2 separate regions of the Homo sapiens genome follow, and region 1 is linked to region 2. A link is a loop called in an ENCODE intact Hi-C map of the cell type or tissue named here. Cell type or tissue: sigmoid colon. All regions are shown on one strand. Each heading gives the region's core, and the rest is flanking DNA. Links, peaks and the distances in the headings are about the cores only. Region 1 overlaps KLHL26 (kelch like family member 26). Region 2 overlaps ELL (elongation factor for RNA polymerase II).

Region 1 (16,500 bases), core at 6,644-14,643, 190 kb before region 2:
TGCATCTGCCCATGAGTGCACAGAACATATCTGGAGAACTGAGAAGTTGGACAGAGAGGACCTCCCTCTGGGGAGGAGAGGAGCTACTGCCCTGCACCCTGCTACTCTGATGACTGAGGAACAGGAAACCAGGGAGGTGGGCCAGTGTTCCAAACATGGGATCTGTGGGTTCCCCAGCAAGCAGAGAGGGTGCCCGGAACCCAGAAGGCAGGATCAGTTCAGCTGACTGGCAGGGCATCTCAGAGGAGACATCAGGGGCCAGCAGCCTGGGCCAAGCCAGCTCTGGTTAGCTGGGAACTCAGCAGTCACTCAACCACCCAGGCCTCAGCTACAAAGCAGGGGCAAATGACCATCCAGCTCCCCAGCCCCAGGGCCGCTGGAGGATGAGATGAGCAAACGCAGAGCCCTGGGACCCAGGCTGCCACTAGCACGTGACGACTACACACTCGGAGAATCTGGATGCTCCCATCTGGAATTTAGGACACCCCAGGCCCAGAAAGCAGGGTGAGGCCCATCCACTGCTGGTTACAGGGCACAGGGCCCACGCTGGACCAAAGAGGGGAGGAAGCAGCTTGTCCTCCCCAGGCCTCCTCCTCATGCCCTGGTGATGCCTGACGCGTTCCACATGGCTGTTTCCTTCCTCTCATCTTAGGGATGGGACAACTGTCCCTGAGGCCCCTGACGTCACCCTCACTGCCGCCCCTGTGAAGCCAAACCCACCCCACTGCAGCCCCTCCTGGGGAACTCAAGGAGGGAGGAGGCCAGGAGGGGCAGGAGTCCCCCAGCCTGGACGGAGAAGCGAGACGCAGCCTGGGCGGAGGTGGGCAGGCGGAGGAGGGAGGGCCGGGGCCAGGGCTGATGACTAAGGTCCTCTCCAGCCGGCCACTGGGAGGAGGGGAAGGACCCATTACTCAGGCTGGTCCAGACAGGGGGCGGCCGGCACGGCGGGGCCACAGGCCCCCAGGAAGGCGGTGGCCCTGAGCCGGTCCGAGTCTCCAGACGGCCACTCGAGTGACGGTCACCCGCACGTGAGTCATCGGAGCCAATGCGTCAGCAGCCCCGGCCAGGGCCGTCTCAAGAGGCCATTGCTGCCCGCCCTGGCTGCACCCTCTGCCCGAATCTGGCCTCTGAGTGGCCACACGCCCCCGCTACAGGCCTGGCCCGGGCTAGGGGCCATTCTGACACCCGCTTGCCGCTGTATCCCCCCAGCAATGTCATCGGGCACCCTAGCCAGGCCCAGGCCTGTGCTGGACCCAAGGACACGCCCAGGTCTGCCCTGGCAACACCACCCCTGCTCCTCTCAGATGTCCCAGTGCAGGGATGTGCTAGGGCTAACATCCAGGGAGCCTGGGTGGGGTAAACTCCCCCAGGTGGACCACCTGTTATGGGATTCCCGAGATCTCCAAGGGTTGCCCTGGGACCACCTGCTCACTACTGACACACCCTGTGGAGGCTCCTTCCCTCCCCACGCTGTTCTTTCGTGGGGCCCTCGAACCCCCGCCTGAGAGTCTGCTCTGGGGGAACCCAGCCCAAGGCACGATGGCCTCGTGGGGGAGGTCACAAGAAGCTCAGAGTTGCAGAGGTTGCGGCCAGGCACCCTAGGGATGAAGCCTCGTGGGAGGATCAGGAGCAGAGGGAGGTGGGGGCTGCCTAGGGGGACAAGAGTGAGGGGCACGCACCTGTCAGGGCAGGCGCCCCTCCTCCGGCCCCGGGCTGGCCTCATCTCCATGGTCGGCTTCCCAACCCATGAGAAGCGATCCAAAGCCCCAGAACGGTTCTTTTCATTGGAATGTCCAAAAAAGAAAAAAAAAAGGCAAGAACAAGAAAGAATTTCATGGAAACATTTCTTTGGGGTTTTGTAAAATCCTTTCCCACCCCCACGCGGAGCCCAGCGCTCGGGCCAGAACGGAGCCTGCCGGCATTGCCCCTCATAGGCGGTTCTGACGCGCGCAGTCCCTCACTTCCCCTCAAAGAGGAGAGCACTTCCACTTTCAAAGCCAATTTTGGTTTTATTGTCCATGTGGCTCGAAGGAGCACAGCAGCACAGCACAGCTGGTTGGCTCCCACCCCGGCTGATGCGATGCCGCCCCAGGGTCTCAGTGCATGGGTGGGGAAGAGGCTGTACTTCAGGGGACAGCAGGGGATGTCAGGGCCGGCTGAGAAGCCACTGCCCAATCCCTAGCCTCTCTCCCAGCCAGTCCCAGGCTGGCAACTGGACCAAGACCATCCTGAGAGCCTTGTCTGAGATCCAGCAAGAGAGGGAAACAGAGACTCGGAGAGGGAGTGACAGAGACTTGGAGGGGACAGAGACCCAGAGAAGAACCGGGACCCACAGAAAGAAAAACAGGACCCAGAGAGAAGTGGACAGATACCCAGAGAGAGAAAAACAGATTCAGAGATAAAGGGACAGAGACTTAGAGGGTACAGAGACCCAGAGGGGAACAGGGACGCAGAGAAAGGTAGACAGAGACCCAGAGAGAAGGAGACAGAGACCCAGAGAGAAGGAGACAGGCACCCAGAGAGAGGGGGACAGGGGGACAGACAGAGACCCAGAGAGAGGGGACAGAGACCCAGAGAGAGGGAGACAGAGACCCAGGGAGAGAGGGAGACAGAGACCCAGAGAAAGGGAGAGGGAGAGACGGAGGCCCAGCAAGAGGAGAAAAAAACCCAGAGAGAGAGGAAGACAGATACCTAGAGACAGGGAGACAGGGAGACAGAGACCCAGAGAGAGGGAGATGGAGAGAAAGATCCAGAGGGAGAGGGAAAGAGAGACCCAGCAAGAGGGAGAGAAAGAGACACCCAGGGAGAGAGGAAGACAGAGACCTAGAGACAGGGAGACGGAGACCCAGGGAGAGAGGGAGACAGAGACCTAGAGAGACGGAGAGGGAGACAGAGACCCAGGGAGAGAGGGAGACAGAGACCCAGGGAGAGAGGGAGAGGGAGAGACAGAGACCCAGAGACAGGGAGACAGAGACCCAGAGAGACAAGGAGAGAAATACAGGGAGAGAGGAACAGAGAGCCAGTGAAAGGAAGGGAAGCAGAAATGGTGGCAGGGGTGGGGGTGACAGCGACCAGGCAGTGTGGGAGGTGGTGTGGGGCTCGAGTGCCAGAGCTGTGGGGGGCCTGGAATCCCACCACCAACCTCTCAGCCTCACAGCCACCACCCTACTCTCCAACCACACTGACACCTTCTCTCATGACCCTTCCCACCCACTCTGACCTTGCCAAGCAGGCACAGGTCTTCACATGCAGCCTCACAAATCCCCAGCAGCCGGGGAGATCACAGGCTCAGTATCCCTCTCCAAGATGGGAACACCGCGGCCCAGCGTGCCCCTGCTCCCCCGCCACCCCCACCCCTGGCCACCAGCAGCTGCAGTCCTCACTGGCTCTTGGGCACGTGCCTCGAGGGTAAAAGGTGCAAAGAGGCAGGGTCCCACCCATTCCACAAAGGCAGCTCCCCCAGTACTGTTGCCATGGTGACCACAATGTTTCACAGCACTGGGAACTGCTCCCAGCCCACAGGATGGAGTTGCTGGGTTCCGGCACCTCATGCTGGCCCTCAAACGCTCCGGCCCCCACGCTCACGTCAGCAAGCTTTCCCGTGGGACAGCTCAGAGGCCCCTGAGGCCCGGCCGCCCTGCTTCTCCCCCAGACTGCCCAAGGCTACTTCCTGGGGTTATCCCTCCTGATAAGGGGCCGCCCCTTCCAAGGCACCTGCTGTTCTCTGCCTCCCTTGGCTCCCGTGGGAGTGGAGGAAAGATAATGGCTTCTGGATGGACAAGTGGGAGAGCCAGGAGCGGGTGCAGGGCCCCACCGCAGTGTCCCAGCAGGCCAGGACACTCAGCCACTGACAGACCCAGAGACTGGGACAGAGGGACAGAGATGGGGAGACAGAGACCCAGAAACAGAGGGACAGAGACACAGAGATGGCAACAGAGACAAAGAGACAGAGACCCAGAGACAGAGACACAGAGACAGGGAGACAGAGACCCAGATATGGAGGCACAGAGACTCAGAGACCCAGAGACTCAGAGACAGGGAGACACAGACCCAGGGAGAGGGAGACAGAGACCCAGAGACGGAGACAGAGACCCAGAGATGAAGACACAGAGACTCAGAGATAGGGAGACACAGACCCAGAGACAGGGAGACAGAGACTCCAACCACACTGATACCTTCTCTCATGACCCTGTCTCATGACAGAGACAGGGAGACACAGACCCAGAGACAGGGAGACAGAGACCCAGGGACAGGGAGACAGAGATCCAGGGACAGGGAGACAGAGATCCAGAGACAGAGGGACAGAGACCCAGAGACAAGGAGACAGAGACCCAGAGACAAAGGGACAGAGACTCAGAGATAGGGAGACAGAGATCCAGAGACAGAGGGACAGAGACCCAGAGACAGAGGGACAGAGATGCAGAAACAGAGGGACAGAGACTCAGAGACAGAGATGCAAAGACAGAAGGACAGAGACCCAGAGACAGGGAGACAGAGACCCAGGGAGAGAGGGACAGAGACTCAGAGACAGGGAGACAGAGACTGCAGCTCAGGGGCCGCCAGGGTGCAGCTGTCTGTGTCTCCCTCCTGCTTGACATGCTGATTTTCTCCAACATCTTCACGAATCATTTCAAACAGGAACCCGCCACTCCCGCCCTGTGCTGGGAGGGCAGGCGTGCTGGGCAGGCCAGGCAGGGTCAGAGCCACCCTAACCTCGCGGCCTCCCCACCCACCCACCCTCAAGCCTCCTCCAAGAGCCCCGCGCTACTGAGGCAGACAGGGCTCGCCGTGAGTTGCGCCTGTTGGCCCAACTCACACAGCGTCCTGCATGGATGCCCTCTGACCCCTGCGAAGGAGGCCCTGGCCTTCCCCTTCCTCCCAGCCTCCTGATCTGGAGCCATTCCCTGCCTGTCTGTCCTTGGCTTCAGCCTGTCTGTGCCTGCTGGGTGGGGACAGAATGACAGGAGACAGAGCATCTGGGAGTGCCTAGCAGGAGGCCACTGTACCCAGGGCTGGCACCCCCAGACAGCCAAGTGACGGCCAGGGACGCCAAGGCTCAGAGAGGGTGGCGGGCTGCCCAAGTCACACCGGGAGTTCAGGGAGGGCAGGCAGGCAGGTTTCGGAATCGAGGATCAATTGGAAAGGACCACGACCAATGACCCCAAGGACCCAGTGAGGTGGCAGGAGACACTCCCTGCTCTCAGGCTCAGCAGGTTGAGAGGTGAAGCCCACAGAGCTGGGAGCAGAAAGCTGAGGCCCGTCCACCCCCATCCTGCAGGTCCCCCACCAACCCCACCATGAAGCCAGGGCAAGCTGCGTGGCCTCCCCTTTCCTGAGCCTTGCTCAAACCTTCCAGAAAACAGGGGGTTAGAGGTGCAGTGGTTTGCAAGCTGTCATCTCAGGAGCATGGGGGTGTTCTAGATGAGGAAGGAGGCTGGAGGCATGGGTGGGTGGATGATGGATACGTGTGGCCACCCCTCACCTGCTCCTCAGGGGTCACCATAAGCCCAGTGCCCTCAAGGCCGGGCTGTGATGTCCTGCCCTAATCCCAGCCTCTGACCAATGCCACCAGGAGTCCAGGATGTGTGGGGCTCTGACTGCGGCCAATGGACAGGAAGACATTATGCACAGCGCCCCCATCCCGGACTTGCCAAACTCCAGCCACTTCTCAAGGCCAACAAGAGGAAGCCCCACCATCCAAACAAAGGCCCAGAAGACAAGGGGGTGTTCAGACCCCACCTCCCTGACCAGCAGCAAGCTCTCTGCCTCCACAGCACCCCTCCCATCCTGGCTCTCCATGTCCAGATGACAATGCTGGGGCGTCTCCATCAGAACAGTCTTCACGGACCGAGGGAGCACCCAGTCTGTGCAGTCTTGGCTCCTGGCCCACCTTGTGGCAGGCAGTCTCTGATGGGGCACTGCTACCATCCCATCTTACAGATGGGGAAATGAAGGCACAGAGAAGTTCGGCCACTGGCCCAAAGTTATACAGTAAACAGAGGCAGGGGGACACCAGGCTTGGCCAAAGGAGGCCTTCCTCAGCCAACACACGGGTGCTGGTCGACCTCTCCCCGGTCCCAGGTGGGTGGGCCTCTGATCGTGACCATCACACAGATGGGGAGACTGAGGCTCAGAGGGCTGAGACAGCTCGCCAAGGCTCTGCCTGAGCTGGGAGGATGGACATGGAGCTGAACAGCAGGAAGAGCAAGACAGGGGCTTTTCAAGGCCGGCCCCAGGCAAGAATGTGGATTTACCCCACTAGTCCTCCAGCCGCCCTGCAAGAGAGGGAACCCCACTCTACAGATGAAGGGGCGGTGCCTGCCAGGTCCCGCTGGGAGAGCCTCGGTCTACGGCTCATCAGCCACCCCACCTCCCTGATCCCCACCTGGGCCATTTTTGTCTTCCCTGCTCCTCACTCCATCTGCCACATCATCTGTTTCCAGCCTGTCTCCCCATGGCTGAAAGGGGAACCCCATGGAAGCCGAGCAGGCAAGGTTCTGTCTCCTGTAATGTTCTGGTGCTCACCGCCATGCCTAACATATGGTTGGAGCTCAGTCATGCTTGTCAACTGGATGGGTGGATGAGCAGTCAAATGAATGGACAGGTAGATGGATGGGTAAATGAGTGGGTGGATGGGCAAACGGTAGATAGACAGATGAATGGGTGGGTAGATGGGTGAATCGGTGAGTGGATGGGTAAATGGGCGGGTGAATGGATGGGTAAGTGGGTGGAGGGAGGGGTGAATGGATGAGTGGATGGATGGGTGGATAGATGGGTGGGTAGATGGATAGGTGGATGGGTGGATGAAAGGGTGCGTGGATGTATAGGTGAGTTAATGGATGGGTGGATGAACGGATGGACGGATGAATGGATGGGTGGATAGCTGGGTGGGTAGATGGATGGATGGGTGAATAAATGGATGAAAGGGTGGGTGGATGGGTGGACAGACAGGTGTGTAGGTTGGTGGATGGGTGGATGGATGGGTGGGCGGATGGTAGATGAGAGGATTGGTGGATGGTGGGTTGGTGGATGGATAGTGATAGGTGAGTAGATGGAAGGGTGGCTGGACGGGCAGGTGGATGGGTGGGCAGATGGTGGATGAGTGGGCAGATGGTGGATGAGTGGATTGGTGGATGGGTGGGTGGGTTGGTAGATGGATAGTGGTAGGCAGGTGGATGGGTAGATGGAAGGGTGCCTGGATGGGCAGTAGATGAGTTAATGGATGAGTGGATGGAAGGGCAGATGGATGGGTGACAGACAGAAGGGCAGATGGATGGGTGGGTGGGTAGGTGGGTGGGTGGGTGGATGAATGGGTGGGTGGATAGATGGAAGAGTGGGCAGGTGGATGGGTGGGTGGATGGAAGGGTGGCCTGATGAAAGGGTGGGTGGATGGCTGGATGGGTGGATGGATGGGTAGGTGGGTAGGTGGGTGGATGGATGGATGGAAGGGTGGGTGGATGGAAGAGTGGACTGATGGAAGCGTGGGTGGATGGGTGGATGGATGGGTGGGTGGGTGGACAGGTGGGTGGATGGAAGGGCAGGTGGATGGTGAGTGGATGGAAGGGTGGACTGATGGAAGGGTGGGTGGATGGGTGCATGGATAGGTGGGTGGGTAGATGAAAGGGTGGGTGTGTGGGTGGGTGGGTAGGTGGGTAGATGGAAGGGTGGGTGGGTGGATGGAAGGGTGGACTGATGGAAGGGCGGATGGATGGGTGGGTGGGTGGGTAGATGGAAGGGTGGGTGGGTGGGTGGGCAGGTGGGTAGATGGAAGGGTGGGTGGGTGGGTGGATGGAAGTGTGGACTGATGGAAGGGTGGGTGGACGGGTGGATGGATGGGTGGGTGGGTGAAGGGTGGGTGGGTGCCTAGGTGGGTAGATGGTAGGGTGGATGGGTGGGTGCATGGAAGGGTAGACTGATGGAAGGGTGGGTGGATGGGTGGATGGATGGGTGGGTGGGTAGATGGAAGGGTGGGTGGCATGGGTAGGTGGGTGGATGGAAGGGCAGGTGGATGGGTGGGTGGATGGAAGGGTGGACTGATGAAAAGATGGGTGGATAGGGGCAGGTGGGTGGGTGGGCGGATGGGTGGGTGGGTGGTGGGGTGGATGGACAGGTGGAGGTATGGATGGTCAGGTGGGTGGGTGAACTGGTGGACATAGGTGTGAACAGGTGGGTAAGAAGGAGTGAGTGGGTGGCAGATAGATGAATGGTGGATGAAGGGTGGGTGGATAGATGGACAGATAAATCCACATCTTTGTGCTGGGCCGGCCCTGAAGAGCCCCTGTCTTGCTCTTCCTGCTGTTTAGCTCCACATGCATCCTCCAGGCTCAGGCAGAGCCTTGGTGAGCAGTCTCAGCCCTCTGAGCCTCAGTCTCCCCATCTGCATCATGGTGATGATCATAGGACCCACCCACTTGGGACCATGAAAAGGCCAAAAAGCACCTGTGCACTGGCCAAAGAAGGTCTCTGCTGGCCATACCTAGTGTCCCTCTGCCTCTTGTTTACTGTGTGGCCTTGGATGAGCCCCTGAACCTCTCTGTGCCTCAACTTCCCCATCTGTAAAATGGGATGATAGCCGTGCCCCTTTTCTAGGCTGCCTGCCGACAACGGAGCCAGGAACCAGAACTGCACCACCCCAGTTGATGGCCTTATACAAAGTGGGTGCTCCCTTGGTTCGTGGAGGCTGTTCTGATGGGGACGCCCCAACACTGTGGTCCAGGTACAAGCCAGGATGGGAGGGGTGCTGTGGAGGCAGAGAGCTTGCTGCTGGCCAGGGAGGTGGGGTTTGAGGGTGAGTGAATGAGTGAGGTGGCAGGTGGATGGCTCCCAGGTGGCAGCACTGGGCTGGAGCCCAACTCTTTTTTTTTTTTTTTTTTTGAGATGGAGTCTGGCTCTGTCACTCAGGCTGGAGTGCAGTGGTGTGATCTCAGCTCTCTGCAACCTCCACCTCCCAGGTTCAAGTAATTCTCCTGCCTCAGCCTCCTGAGTAGCTGGGACTATAGGCGCCCACTACCACACCTAGCTAATTTTTGTATTTTTAATAGAGACGAGGTTTCATCACATTGACCAGGCTGGTCTCGAACTCTCGGCCTCAGGTGATCTGCCCGCCTCGGCCTCCCAAAGTGCTGGGATTACAGGCGGGAGCCACCGCACCTGGCCTGCTGGAGCCCAACTCTTATCTTAGCTCACTGCTTGTTCCTCCCCACAAGACCTCCTGGCCCGAGTCCTAGTGTATGTGATCCTTCAGGATCCACCGCGAAGCCCTCAGTGGGACTCTCCTGCACATCCTGTCTCTGGACCTTTGCTCATGTTGTGCTCTGTGCTGAGTGGCCAACCCTCTTGCCCTCAGACCCTTCTCCCTCCACCACACTCCTGAGCCCACCAGCATTTCTGCACTCAGCACCTCTGCTGCCTCCACCCCAGAGCCTTCTCTGCCATGGCTTTCCTCACCCTCATGGCCCAGCTGGGTCCCCATCCAGGGCTGACGAGTGGGCAGGTCTCGGCCTGAGGCTTCCCTTTCCCATTCCCTCCCACTGAGGTGAGACTGCTTCTGCCACAGCCCATCCCCCGACTTGGTCCCACTGCATTGGGCCGGCAGCAGGGACCACTTGAATGAGCAAATCCCTTCACTCCACAGTTCAGGCAAGTAGGTACATGACTGCACAGCTCCAGAGCACCGCTTGGAAACCCAGTGAAATTCTAGCACTGCTGAATTCTAGCATGTCGGGGTGGTAACGTGCTGCAAGGCAGCCCACCCCACTGCCTCCACTGGCAGGACAGGTGTTGAAGCCCCAGAAGGGACGGGGCTGCCACATGGCACTGCTCATCCCCAGCAGAGCCAGGCCAGATGCAGGCACTCCACAGCTTAGCCCAGCACCTTCCAAAGACAACACAAATTTCAGCATCAGAGGGGGTCTGTCATGAATATCTTCATTTTTGGGGTGTTTACCATCCCTCCCCTCTTCTCATAAGGGCCCCCTGTTCTCCTCTGGAACCTCCTCTTCTCTATGCTCAGCCCCAGTGGTGGAGATCAGGCAGATCCCATTGCTGGGCTGAAAATATGGATGTGACACAGACTGGACAGAGGCTCCAGGGCCCCTGGCCATAGGGATTCATCCTGGGATGGGGACTTGGCCCTTCTGATCCAATCAGAGCCTTCCCTGGGATTTTTACTGGAGCCACCAGGATGAAGGGTCGCCTTCCTGGTGGTGTTGGCAGGCTAGTGGAGTGGCAAGGTGAGGTCCCCTTTCTACCAGGTGGGCAGCACCCAGACAAGAGGGATGACAGAGCTGAAAGAAGGGAGCCACAGATTCCAGCCTTCAGACCTTGCACCCCAACGTACCTAAAACCGGGTGTCTCCTTGCACTTTTTAAAATGTGAACTTCGAGTCTTTAACTGACGGCAGTATCTTGGGTTTCTGGCTCTCCCCACCAAGAGGGGCCTCGGATGTCAGGAGGCTCAGATCCAGCCACGGCATTCCAGACGAGCCTCTGGAAAAACCACTGTGGCCTTAACACTTTTCCAGCTGCCGCCTCTCCCTGCAGTGCACACCAGCTTCCTACCGGGGCTGAGGGGTCAGGAAGCCCCGCTGAGGGCCATTCTGAGGGCGAGTGGGCGGCGGCCATCCCCAGCCGCAGCCCCGCCTGTCTGTGACGAGACAGACGGCTCCACTCCGTCCGCCACGACTCCCAGAAAAGGTCAGCAAGCTGCCCGCGCCCCTGACCAATGCGAAAGTTCAGCAACTCTAAATGCTAACAGACTGGAGGCGTGACTGAGGCTGGAACGGCAAAGGGGCCCGGTGCCATCAGCCTTGGCGAGGAAAACATCACCCGTCATCTGTGCAAGTGACTCACGTGGAGTATAAACATTTGTGCGCTCCTGACCCCCCGCTTCACACGACAGAGAGCCACGAGGACCCGAGGAGGGGGAGCCAGAGGAGAGACCTAGCGCAGCCCTCCTGGGACAGGACGGACTTCACCAAGGAGAACGCGTGCTTCCAACTCGAACTTCAGTCCTGGAAGTTTTTCAGATAGAGGATGACTCAGGCTGATGGCAACAGAGAGGGTGTCTTGGGGGTCCTCTGTGGGGCTCCCCTACGTGTCTGTCATCTCACAGTCACCTTGACACTCCTTCCACCCCGCTCCGGGAAAATGTCCCGCTCTCAGACGATCTGGGTGATCACATGCCTCTCTGCTCTGCCTCCTTAGGCAGACTGCCTCAAATTCTAACATCCCGTGGAGAGCAGAACTCTCCGGATATCCAGCCCAGACCGCTCCCGCCCGGGTCCGTCTTTGACCCCTGTGGAATTTCACAGTTGTGGCGTCAGTAAACATCTTCGGCCTCGATCCTCGGGTGACCCCCCTCCAGGCCTTTACAAGCCTGAAGGTCCACCCCTCAAGATCTCCTCCAGGCCCAGCCTGTTCAATTCCGGAAGCCCTTGCCCTCGCAGGAAAGGTCTGTGATTCCCCCAAGGTGCTGGTTACTTCCTCCCAGATCACAATATTTTCAGTGTGCACCGTGGTGGTGCACACAGAGCGATCAGGCACTCCGCTGCGCAGTGAGGGGTCTGAAATCACGCTGGACATGCACCAAAATCCACTCTGCAGAGGAGGAATGCTAGGGAATTGCTGGCGCAGCCGTTGGAGACGAGTCCTGTGAATTCTGTGCGGCCCTCTCCGGAGAGACATGTGGAAGGGGCGGGGTGGGGGGCAGGAAGGGACTGGAGGCTGGGGTTAACAAGTGTTAAGAGAGCTGGTCCGCACAGCTGCAGAGCGGCTACCAGAGGAGGAGGGCGGGGCTGCCGGCAGCGGGAACCCAGCGGGCTTGGCCCCCACTTCCACTTCAGACAGCTGGACAGGGAGAGAGCGGCTGTCGTTTGCCGCCTTTGCTTTAACATGCAGGGCTGAGGTTTTGCTCACTCACTAAAGACAGCACACGCAAAACGGTATGGTGCCCTGGGCTCTGTAACAGGTAACAGGGCTGGTTTACTGACAACATGCCTGTGAATTTCTGCTTCTCCGCCCACACCCTGCTGGTTCAATGAAGTGAAGAGGAAGAGGCGGATGACCCTCGGCCAGCCTGGGCATGCAGAGCTATGCCAGGAGGCTTCCCCTCTGGTATGCATCGAAGACTGTTCGGGGTGGGGTACTCACTGGATCTACACTCAAAAGCATCCATCCCGTGCCAGTAGCTGTGCCAGCGCCAGGACCACCACTGTAAAAAGATCTGATAAAGCCCTGCCCTTGGGGAACGTACATTCTACAGGGACATGGGTCCTCAAGCAGAGAATGTACCATGACGACAGGGCGAGCAGTGGCGCCACGGTGGACACAGTGGCCAGGCCCCGAGGAGACAACACTTGAGCCGTGCAAATCACTGGGACAGGACATTCCAGTGAGCGTGCTTCAGAGCCCAGCAGAGCCGTCAGAGCTGCGGAAGCTCAGGGGCCCAGCGGGTCACATCAAGAAGTAGATTTTGTTCTGAGAGTGAGGGAGCCACTGGCAGGTGGCCGGCAGGGGAGTGAGGTGGTCTGATTCCTGCCTTAGGAGGGTCCCGCTGGCTGGAGTTGGGGATGATGCCCAGAAGGGGAAGAGCCAGGAGTGGCTCTGAGCTGGGATGGGGAGGAGAGAGCAGGAGGAGCTGGCTCCAGGCTGTGGCTCGAAGGTGGAACCCACAAGAGATGCTACCTGAGGACCTCCTGGGCAGCTGCAGCCAGACTGAGGCCTTCTCTCAGGAGGAGGGACATTCCCAGGACTGGGACCTGCTGGTGGGAAGACCTGAAGCCCTCAAGGACTGTGGGAGCTCCAAGTGGCACGAACCCTGAGCAAGGAGAGGCATGAAGGGCTTTTCTGGAACACAGGAAGGGCTGCGAATCCCCTAGGCCAGGTGGCGCCTCCAAGTCTGCTGCTTGTTGCAGGCAGTGCAGCCGCGCGGGACCAAGGACAACCCTGACCTTCAGCCTGCCCGGTGGGGAGGGCAGAAACTGGCCACCACTATCAGTCAGCACAAGCTCAACCTCCAGGCATCCCCAAGCCTGCGTGTGCCTCTCCATCCCTCCAGGGCCCACCTTGGCCGAGGGTCCCTTGTCTCTTGCCAGAGGGATCCTTTCTTTTTTGAGACAGAGTCTCACTTTGTCGCCCAGGCTGGAGTGCAGTGGTGCAATCTCGGCTCCTGGGTTCAATCGACTCTCGTGCCTCAGCCTCCAGAGCAGCTGGGACTACAAGCACCCGCCACTGCGCCCAGCTAGTTTTGTGTATTTTTAGTAGAGACTGGATCTCACTATGTTGCCCAGGCTGGTCTCGAACTCCTGACCTCAAGTGATCTACCCGCCTTGGCCTCCCAATGTGCTGGGAATACAGGTGTGAGCCACCACACCCGGCCTACAGAGGGATCCTTTCAAAACAGGAGGCTGACTGATATGCCGCTCACCCAAACCCTGCCCTGGCCCCCTGGCCCAGCCAGCCCGGAAATGACCGCACGACGTTCTCTAACTCCTGCTGGCATGTATGCGCCCCATGGGCAGGGTCCATCTGTCCCATGGACCCTTCATGTCCAGCACCAGGCATGGGGTGGACACAGGAGACTGTGGCACCTGCACAAAGGCAGAGAAATGTGTCTAACAAATCCTGTCCACAGAGCAAAGAGCTGGGGATGCCGGGACACATGCTGCCCAGTCACCCCTTGCCTTCAGTAGATCCCACCCCCTTCTTCCAGGATCCAAGGCCCCAAGTCGCTGAATTATTTCTATCTGTGTCCTTCCCCCTCATCCTCCTCTCTCCCTCCCCATTCTCCTGTTCTTTTTCTCCTCCTCTCTCTTTCCTCCTCCTCCTCTCTTCCTCCTCCTCTTCCTCCTCTTTTTCTCCTCCTCCTCTTCCTCCTCCTCCCTCTCATCTCCTCCTCCTCTTCCTCCACTCTTCCTCCTCCTCCTCTCTTCCTCCTCCAGGGCCTCTTAACACCAAATCTAAAACATTCCCTAAAACCAAAGGGTAAGACACACACACACACACAAATATCAGAAAAAGGAAAAAACCAAAGGGCTGGAGTGAGGAGAAAGCCTCCCTTTTACAGTGTCTGAGGAGAGGTGGGTGAGATAAAAAGTAATCGCCGTGGGGGAGGTGGGATGACATTCGCAGGGGCTCCCTGGAGATGGTGCGATTATGGCGGAGGGTAATAAAGCCTTTCTTCCCCGGTAACTACGGACAACGACAAGGAGGCCGTCCCGGGGGTCACAGCTACCAGGTGGAAACAGTCCAGCTGTGACGATCGCACTGCACGATTCAGGTTGAAGTGAGTGCTTTCAGAGCAATTCCACTCCCAGAGCTCTTGGGACCTGCCGACAAGGAGGGGAGGAGAGGGTGGCCTCCTTCCCAGAGAAGGGGCTCAGCTGTGAGGGGCAGATCGAGTGGCCTGGATGTGGCTCGGCCTGTGGGCCAGTGCCCTTCTTGGGCTGGCCCAGTTCCACCTGCCCCCATCCCTGCTGAGACGCGCCACCCCCCGCCGCCCCTGCCCCCGCCCTGCCGAGCTCCTGCTCCCAGGCCTACTCCTGGCGGAACCTGCCCTCTCCAGCTCACGCTGGACGTGCTCTACTCTCTCGCTGCCCCTGCTGCTGTCCCTCTTACGGCCCAAGTCATGGCACTACTGTCTTCCCAATGGCTCAAGTTCACCCTCTCCTTTCCCTGCCTGACACACGCACGCCACATCAAGGCTTGCTGGCATTGACGATCCCCTCAAGGCCCATGCGGGCATGGCGGGCAGAAGGATGGCAGTGTCCCCATCATGGGCGTCAGCACTGCCACAGTAACACTGATGAGGTACATGTGACCTCTCCCCACTCGTTTCCTCCCAGACACCCCCCACCTGGTGGGCCTGGAGCCCCATTTCCCAGATGAGGAATCTGTCACAGCCACAACCCATAAAGAGGGAGCCACAGTCACCCATGGGTATGATGAGACACCTCATGCCGCCATATCTGACCACATTTTCCAGGAGAAGGACTTGAGTCCACGTCTTGGAAGGGTCAAAATCCTCCTTCTGAAAGGGGCATGAGGCCGGGCGCACTGGCTCATGCCTGTAATCCCAGCACTTTGGGAGGCCAAGGCAGGTGGATCACCTGAGGTCAGGAGTTCGAGACCAGCCTGGCCAACATGATGAAACCCCATCTCTCCTAAAAATACAAAAACTAGCCAGGCATGGTAGTGGGCGCCTGTAGTCCCAGCTACTTGGGAGGCTGAGGCAGGAGAATCACTTGAACCCAGAAGGCGGAGGTTGCAGTGAGCCAAAATCATGCCACTGCACTCCAGCCTGAGCTCAGAGTGACGTCAAAAAAAATTAATAATAATAAAAAAGAAAGGGGCAAGAGGCCAAAGGAATGAGAACTTCCCCAAAGTAGCAAGAACCTCCTTGGGAAGCCACCTCTTCCCCTAAGTCTTCCTAGCAGGAGCTGGGGGGCTGGACCCTTCCAAGGCCTCTGGGCTTGGTGGAGATGATCTAGATTGTGGAGAAAGCTTCAACAGGCAAAGGCCACCCAGCCAGACTGACTGTGACAAACCCACCGGGCGCAGCGTCTCGGCCACAACTTTCCATGCAAACACTTTCAGCAGGCAGCAAAGCCCCTGGGCACAACGTCCCAGCCATCACTTCTTTTTTTTTTTTTTTTGATACAGAGTCTCACTCTGTCGCTCAGGCTGGAGTGCAGTGGCAGGATCTCGGCTCATTGCAACCTCCTCCTCCCAGGTTCAAGCGATTCTCCTGCCTCAACCTCCAGAGTTGCTGGGATTAAAGACGCCCACCACCACACCTGACTAATTTTTGTATTTTTAGTAGAGAGGGGGTTTCACTATGTTGGCCAGGCTGGTCTCAAACTCTGGACCTTGTAATCTGCCTGCCTTGGGCTCCCAAAGTGCTGGGATTACAGGAGTGAGCCAAAGCACCCAGCCTAGCCACCACTTCTTATGCAAATGCCTGAAGCTGGCACATCCCTCACCCAGATCCCCCCACCTCACCCCCAGGAACAGCATGACTCAGTGAGCCTGGGCCCTACCCAGGCGTCTCCAGGGAGCGTGGGCCAAAAAGCGTGGATGCCAAAGGCCCATGTCGGAGAGGCTGCAAGGCCAGAAGGTTCCTCCAAAACTCTGCCGGTCAGGTACCTCACAGTGACAGAATTTTAGCTGGGGAGGTGCGACTCCCCAGAGGGTTTGCCTCCCCTTGCGACACCCCAAGTGGCCCAAGCCTCCTTTCCCTCCAAGGAGTCTAGACCCCGCGGCCCGAGCTGGGAGGAGGCCAGCTGGTGAACAAGTGTCCTTTGTGCTTGCAGCAAGGACCCCACCTCCTCTCCGCACACCCCAGCCAGGGCAGCCCCACTCTGTCCATCCCTGAGGTTCGGCTCAGTCATTAATGACCACCTCTACTAGGCAACGGGTTTTTTGTTGATCCCTCGAGATAGGAAGGAAGGAGAATAAGCTTTTCTCTTTCTTTTTTCCCCCTCGGTTGCAGAAGACAGAAGTT
Region 2 (8,000 bases), core at 1-8,000:
CAGTATGTCTCCAGGTGAGGCGCCGCCCCACCCCAGAGCACCCCGCCGGCTCTTGAGGTCACCCTGCCACCTCTGGCCCAGGGTTGAGATGTGCCCCATTGAAACCATATTGCCTGAGATGGTGTTGACAGAGTCCATTTTCCAGGCCAGGTGGTGGGCTGGGGGCTTGGGCCCTCAACGGATCCTCCCTGCATTGTCCCAGCTGCTGACCCCAGCTCCTGGCCTTGTCTTGCAGTCATGGGGAAGTTCACCTGGACTGCCTGGGCAGCATACAGGACAAGATCACGGTGTGTGCCACCGACGACTCCTACCAGAAGGCGCGGCAGAGCATGGCCCAGGCGGAGGAGGAGACGCGGAGCCGAAGTGCCATTGTCATCAAGGCTGGAGGCCGCTACCTGGGTGAGCAGTGGGTTTGGCAGGGCTGTAGGGCAGCCGGGCAGCTGCCAGTGTCGGGAGACATTTGGGGCCTGTCCAGGCTGGGCACTGGCTGTGCCCTGCACAGAAATGATGGGTCAACCGAGGAGTCGGTCCCTGAGCAGGACGTGCCTGGACCAGAGTCTGGGTTGGGAAGAGAGGTATGGCCACATGGGCCTGGGGGCTATGTGAGGGATAGGGGGTTGGGTTATGGCAGCTGCTGGCTTGTGAAGCCTGAGGTGGACAAAGGGGCCTGAGAACTCCAGGAGCTGTGAGTTGGTGGTCCCTGCTTTCAGGCTGCAGCCTTGGGGACCTTCACCTGTCAGGGAGATCAACAGGCTCCCTGAAGATGGGCATGCAGCCTAGGGCAAGGCCCATGTCTGTCTCTGGAGGCTGCCCCCACCCTCACCTGACCAGCCAGCTCCTGCCCAACGCCACCACAGCCGGCAACAGGCAGGAAATGAGCCTCACAGGCCCTGTTGCCAGCGACCCAGCACTGCAGGAAAGCTCTGGCCACTCAGCATCAACTTGGAAACGGTTTCAGCAGTTGAGAAGCCAACAGGCCTTGACAGTGGGAAGCACAGTGCTGTTTGTTTACAGAGCTGCAGCACCCCGCCTCTTAGTCCAGGCAGAGCTCCAGGAGTCATGGGAACTCATTACGGCAGGAGTAGGGTGCCGGGCTTCAGGGAGGAGGGAGATGGCTCAGAGCAGACGACAGCCTTGATGGCTTTTTGAGTTTTATCTTTAAGAAAAGGCGGGGGCATTTCAATTCCTCTCTCTCCTCCTTCCGAAGAAAGCACGTGATTTCCCTTTGCTGAGCAGAGGGGTTCCCTCTGAGTGAAACCCCAGATGTGGGTGCAGGGGTTGGTCTTCCTGGTCAACACTGAGTCCGGGTGGACATGTTGTATGGCCAGGGAGCCCGGGTTGTCCATGATGTTGAGGCCCTGGGCTGTAAGCCCCAAGCACAGGGCTGCTGTGGGGAGAACAGTTGAAGAGACAGCGTGTTTTGTTTTTTGTTTTTTCTTTTTTTAAAGACAGGACCTTTCTCTGTCACTCAGGCTGGAGTGCGGTGGCACAATCATAGCTCACTGCAGCCTCAAACTCCTAGGCTCAAGTGATCCTACCTCAGCCTCCAGAGTAGCTGGGACCACAGGTGTGTGCCACCACACATGGCTAACTTTTAGATTTTTTGTAGAGACAGAGCCTCGCTATGTTGCACAGGCTGGTGTCTGACTCCTGGGCTCAAATGATCCTTTCGCCTGGGCCTCCCACAATGCTGGGATTACAGGCATGAGTCAGCGCACCTGGCCCCATATACATGTTAATAAATCTGTGGGTCCTTCAGCCAAAAACTTGATCAGAAATGTATCTTAGCACACCACTTTGGGTACAGTGAGGGTTTTTTTTTTTTGAGATGGAGTCGCGGTCTGTCGCCCAGGCTGGAGTGCAGTGGCGCGATCTCGGCTCACTGCAACCTCCGCCTCCCGGGTTCACGCCATTCTCCTGCCTCAGCCTCCCGAGTAGCTGGGACTACAGGTGCCTGCCACCACGCCCGGCTAATTTTCTTTTTTTTTGTATTTTTAATAGAGACGGGGTTTCACCGTGTTAGCCAGGACGGTCTCGATCTCCTGACCTCGTAATCCGCCCACCTCAGCATCCCAAAGTGCTGGGATTACAGGTGTGAGCCACCGCCCCTGGCCCAGTGAGGGTTTTTGAAACAGTTTATGTTCTGGTAGGGGACGCTGTCTGTTAAGATGTGAATGTGGCCAGATGCAGTGGCTCACACCTGTAATCTCAGCACTTTGAGAGTCCAAGGCAGGGAGATCACAAGGTCAGGAGTTCGAGACCAGCCTGGCCAATATGGTGAAACCCCATCTCTACTAAAAATACAAAAATTAGCCAGTTGTGGTGGCGTGCGCCTGGAGTCCCAGCTACTCGGGAGGCTGAGGCAGGAGAATCTCTTGAACCTGGAAGGCGGAGGTTGCAGTGAGCTGAGATTGTGCCATTGCACTCCAGCCTGCGCAACAGAGTGAGACTCTGTCTCAAAAAAAAAAAAAAAAAAAAAAAAAAAGATGTGAATGTGCGTGTTCCTCTGTCTCACAGTGCCCCCCTCAGGTTGCTCCTCCTCCCTGTCAATCAGCCTGGCCCTATATGGGTGAGTCCAGCCCTGCTGTCAGGACCCCACTGAACAGACCCCAGAGGTGTGAGCACTGGCCCTGGGTATTCTGAAAGCAAGGCTTTCTGGGTTAATTTGACAGATCAGATTTTGAGAGATAAGATCAGAGTGATGTTGTTACGAAGAGCTTTTGGGGGAAGGATTTGAGGCACTGTTGAGCTTGCTCGGCCGACCCTGTTCCCAAGGATGCCGGGGCATCATTGTTCAGGACAGAGCAGGGGAGCAGCGTGCTGGACCCTGCCCACGTCTCTGCGTTGGGGATAGAGGGGAACCTGCTCTCCCCAGGGCTCTGGGCACAGCCACGCCTGCCAGAGGAGAGCTTGACCAGGCCTAAGGCTGGGGTGCCACTTGCACCTCAGGGTCTTCAGAGCAGCTGCTGAAAGTGGCTCCGACATCTTTACTGACTTTAGAAAAACAAAAATGGCAGCCACATGGGGCCAGCATAGGACTCTGAAGTGCAGGCTTGGGAGTGACTGCCTCTTGCAGTTCAGGGACCCCCAGTTTAACATCAGAAGGGTTTACAAACAGCCCCTGCCTCAGGTTGGGCAGGATGGCTCTGGTTTATAATACCAGCACTTTGGAAAGCTGAGGTGGGAGGGTCCTTTGGGCCCATGAGTTTGAGACCAGTCTGGGCAGCATAGTGAGACCCCATCTCTACAAATAATATAAATTAGCCAGGCATGGTGGTGCACACCTGTGGTCCCAGCTACTCCAGAGGCTGAGGTGGGAGGATCGCTTGAGCCCAGAAGTTTGGGGCTGCAATGAGCCATGATTGTATTACACTCCAGCCTGGGTGACAGAGCAGGATCCTGTCTCAAAAAACAAAACAATCCTTCCCCCCCCGCCCCCCGCCCAAACACACACACACACACACACACACACACAGCCCACTAGAGTGATCAGGTGATTTCATACACGCACACACACATTGCCCACCAGAGTGATCAGGTGATTTCTCACACACACATACTGCCCACCAGAGTGATCAGGTGATTACATACACACACACACACACACACACACACACACACACACACACACTGCCCACCAGAGTGAGAGTGATCAGGTGATTTTGCTGTCCAGGATTTAGGTTGCCTGTGATGAAGTAAGTAAGGCTCTAACACAGTTCTGCCGCCTGCACCTCCCACTTCTGAGGCTGGGTGCCCTGCAGGTGCCTGCCTTGGGCAGCAGGTGGCGCTCTTGGTCGCCCAGGGTCCCCAAGGAGCAAGCTGGCTTTTGCTGTGGTTGGTGTGGTGCCTCCCACCAGCACTGTCTATAGTCTCAAACCTCTGGGCACCTGGTCAGCAGCACTGGCTTAGGACACGGCAGCGCCCTCTCTGTTCCCTAAAGCTTGGATTCTTGTTGCAGGCAAGAAGGTTCAGTTTCGGAAACCAGCCCCAGGTGCAACAGACGCGGTGCCCTCCCGGAAGCGGGCAACCCCCATCAACTTGGCGAGTGCCATCAGGAAGAGTGGTGCCAGTGCCGTGAGTGGGGGCAGCGGGGTGTCCCAGAGGCCCTTCCGTGACCGAGTGCTGCACCTCCTGGCACTACGGCCCTACCGCAAGGCTGAGCTGCTGCTGCGACTGCAGAAGGACGGCCTGACGCAGGCGGACAAGGACGCGCTGGATGGCCTCCTCCAGCAGGTGGGTGCCGCCCCGATGTCTTGTCTTTACCAGTGGTCTCCGCAGATGGTCTTGTGCGGGTGGGATGGGCCAGAGCATGGAGACTGGGATTGGGACTGGCAAGGAAGAGCCCTTCCTGGGGTCTCTCACAGGTTCAGAACCTGCCTGAGAGCCAGGGCCTCCTGGATTAGAACAAGCTTAGGGGGCCATGGATGCGTTTCTGGGCATGGCCCCGACTGTCCAGGGTTGAGAGGTGGACTCAGCATGGAGCCCAGGCCCTCCTTCACTGTCTGCTGACACACGGGCCGTGGGGCCTGGCACAGTGGATTCAGGCTTCAGTTGCAGACGATTTGTGGACTCAAGGCCTGGGGAAGGAATCTACACGTGCCTGGCAGAGCCTGGCAGGCCTCAGTGTGAATCAGCTGCCTGCCGCCCTCCACCTGCGCCTCCGGGTGAGGGGCTTCACGTCTCAGACCATCAGGCTTCCATCTGTGACCTGCAGTGCCCCTCCCTGGGGTTGGAGGCTAGGCCATCTGGAATGTGGTGCTGGCGAGTGGAGCCTGCTCTTGAGAAACACCCCGGGCATTGGAGCAGGTGCGATGGCCCTGACTGCCTTCCACCCCCCTCACCCATGGAGGTTCCTGAGGCTCCACCTTGGCTTCCTGGGGTCCCTGGGAAGGGGAGTGACTCGCACTGGCTTCAGAACATTAGCCAGGCTATGCAGATGCAGCCTTGAGGTGAACTGAGGATGGGTCTCCTCGGATCGCTGCTGTGGTGGAGGAAGAGACATGGCTGAGCCTCTTGCACCTTTTAGGATGATGGAAGTGGGATGTTCGGGGTCACATCCAGCACCTCAGGAACACAGGTGATGCCTGCAGCAAAAAGCACATGCTGTGGCATGCCGGGATAGCAGCTGTATAAAGGACGTTCTTCCATGTTTACGGAGCTCCTCATAGGCGTCCCTCTCGGGTGCGCGGCTGGTGGGACCCTGTTCCACATTCCTTGGGAGGATGTCAGCCTGGCCCTCGTCCACCCCCATCCTGCTCCCAAGGCTAGGGCTGGCATGGTGCCAGCAGGAGTTGCTGAAGGGAGCTCGATGGAGTCATCAGATGTGGGACCTGCATTGGCCTGGCCAGGAGGTGTCTGTGCTGGTGCCTGGCTTCTCCAGGTGACTTTGGTTCAGTGCCTCCTGGGAGCAGGCCTGGCCAGCATCTGCAGGCAGATTGTCCCTTCCTGTGCCACTGTGACTTCCCCTGGACAGCTCGTCTGCTTCTTGCTTCTATATTCATTATGCAGCTGCTTCCCCCCAAGCAGCTGTGGGGGTCAGCAGGACACTGTTGGCTTGTAGAAGAGGAGGGGGATGTGCCTCACCCAGACTGGTCATTTCCAGCCCCTCACAGGCCCTCAGACATGCTGAGGAATGGCAGTGACAAAACTGCATGCCTCAAAGGTGCTTGGCCCTCCCTCTGTGGAAAAATCTAGAGCAGAGATGGAAGGTGTCCACCTCTAGGACTGGCTGAGCCCCAGGGAAACCCGCAAGCCTATCCTTCAAGGGGAGGGGTGTTGACGGCTGAGTAATATTTAGCAAAGCCTGTCATGAGCCATAAAAATATTCAGCCTTTGACCTACTAATCTGGCTTCTGGGAATCCCGTCGAAGGAAACTGTTGCCAACCTGAAAAAAACTGCACACAGTAATGTCTGTTTATGCTACAGAGAAACTGGCAGCAGTTTGGGGGTGGGATATTACTCAACTGTTAAAAATGCTCCCCATGGGCCGGGCGCGGTGGCTCACGCCTGTAATCCCAGCACTTTGGGAGGCCGAGGCAAGTGGATTACGAGGTCAGGAGATCGAGACCATCCTGGCTAACATGGTGAAACCCCATCTCTACTAAAAATACACACACAAAAAAATTAGCCGGGCGTGGTGGCGGGTGCCTGTAGTCCCAGCTACTCCAGAGGCTGAGGCTGGAGAATGGCGTGAACCCGGGAGGCGGAGCTTGCAGTGAGCCAAGATAGCGCCATTGCACTCTAGCCTGGGCAACTGAGCGAGACTCCATCTCAAAAAAAAAAAAAAAATGCTCCCCATGGGATACGCTGTGACGCAGAGCCATGTCAGATGCAGCAGAAAACAGTGACTGCTATGCCTGCAGCAAGATGGAGACCAGAGTGCCCTGTAGGCCAGCACGCAGCACCCACTCAGGGCAGTGACCTGGAGCTTCCTCAGATCCCTCTAAGGCAGACGTTCTGAATCCATCTTTGTTAGCAGTCTGGGAGACGAACTTAGCTTTGGTCAACCGGCAACAGCAAGGCAGGCTGGTTGTAGGGAAGGTGGGCTCAGACGTGGCCCCAGAGGTACCCCTCACCCAGCATCCCCAGCCGTGGCTGACTCTTCCCTGGGAGTTGTGATCAGAAATGGGGTGGAGCCCAGCGCGGTGGCTCACGCCTGTTTCCAGCACTTTGGGAGGCTGAGGTGGGAGGATCCTTGAGGCCAGGAGCTCGAGACCAGCCTATGCAAAATACTGAGATCCTATCTATACAAAAAATTAGCTGGGTATGATAGTGCATGCTTATAGCCCACCTACTTGGGAGACTGAGGCAAGAGGATCGCTTGAGCCCAGGAGTTTGCAGCTACAGTGAACCTTGATCACACCACTGCACTCCAGCCTGGAAGAAATAGGAGCCAGGTGTGGTGGCTGGAATCCCAGCACATTGGGAGGCTGAGATCAGAGGATCGCTTGAGCCCAGGGGTTCAAGACAAGCCTGGACAACATAGCGAGATCCCATCTCTTAAAAAAAATTAGCTGGAGTATAGTGGTGCACACCTGTGGCCCCACCTACCTGGGAGGCTGACGTGGGAGGGTCGCTTGAGCACAGGAGGTCTAGGCTATAGTGAGCTAAGATCTTGTATCAAAAAAGGAAAAAAAGCAGGCTAGAGGGGCCAGGGGGCAGGTGATGGGGTCTCAGTACTGCAGGTGGTAGCCCTCCCCTTTTTGGAGCCAGCCTGGCCCCAGCACCTCTAAGACAGTTGAGTCTGGACCTGCCTTCATGACCCTCATTATCCCTTCTGCACCCTGAGGATTGTGTGCGGGGGAACTGGGGGTGGGAGACATCACGGATCGGTAGTGGGCCATCCTCTTTCCTCTCCTCTGTCTCTGTCTGTCTCCCACTGTCTCTGCACACCCTCCCAAACCCACTATCAGATCTTTTTTCTCTAGTCCCCCGTCTCTCTCAGGATTCCCACAAAGTGATGGCTGGCTCTGTCTTGCAGGTGGCCAACATGAGTGCTAAGGACGGCACGTGTACACTGCAGGACTGCATGTACAAGGATGTGCAGAAGGACTGGCCTGGCTACTCGGAGGGGGACCAGCAGCTGCTGAAGCGGGTGCTCGTCCGGTAATGCCGCCTCCCATCCCCCAGCATGTCCCCACCCGCATGAAGGCAGCCAGAGCTTACCCAGAGGATGCTGGGGTGGTCTTGTGTGGTCCTGAAGGCCACAGGGCTTGGGAGCAGGATGGAAGGGTCCAAGTAGGCCTCTCTGGCCATCCTCCCTACTGCCCACGTGGTGCCCCAGGGTGTCCCGTGGTGGGGGAAGGCCACGCTCACAGAGTGGGACGGAGGTGTGAGTCACTGGCCCCGACCTTGGAATCTTCAGACAAAAGGCCTCAGTCTGCTGAGACCCTCCTCAGCTGTCCCCAACTTCCCTTCATGCTTCCCTCCACAACCTGGGCATCCCCACAGGGCCTGGGAAGTTCACTGACTTTTTGAAAAGAGCCTCTCAAGAACCTGA

What was found. Peaks named below come from ENCODE experiments on the same cell type or tissue, not always from the same donor. Only the 100,000 strongest peaks of a DNase experiment are listed, where the experiment ranks them.
Region 1: it touches region 2 in a loop (1.9-fold over the local background); 6 of 110 quality-filtered maps call a loop at or near these places.

The regions. Positions count from the first base shown.
Region 1 is chr19:18,644,964-18,661,463 of GRCh38, reverse strand. The region is part of intron 1 of KLHL26 (kelch like family member 26); the gene reads right to left. Among named protein-coding and RNA genes, the nearest start is that of KLHL26, 16 kb to the right of the region's middle. RefSeq lists enhancers at 59-595, 3,102-3,632, 9,491-10,078, 11,749-12,559, 12,560-13,370 and 1 more. In sigmoid colon, for the core only: no CTCF peak of the experiment used is centred there; DNase peaks (open chromatin) are centred at 10,773, 11,263, 11,773 and 12,331; H3K4me3 peaks cover 1,825 bases; H3K27ac peaks cover 3,270 bases.
Region 2 is chr19:18,457,811-18,465,810 of GRCh38, reverse strand. It overlaps ELL (elongation factor for RNA polymerase II), which reads left to right. Exons shown (of 12, transcript NM_006532.4): 3 at 1-14; 4 at 236-399; 5 at 3,959-4,233; 6 at 7,482-7,606. Among named protein-coding and RNA genes, the nearest start is that of ISYNA1, 24 kb to the right of the region's middle. RefSeq lists an enhancer at 3,668-3,727. In sigmoid colon, for the core only: a CTCF peak has its summit at 3,758 (motif pointing right); DNase peaks (open chromatin) are centred at 1,010, 3,790, 5,270, 5,850 and 6 weaker places; H3K27ac peaks cover 3,582 bases.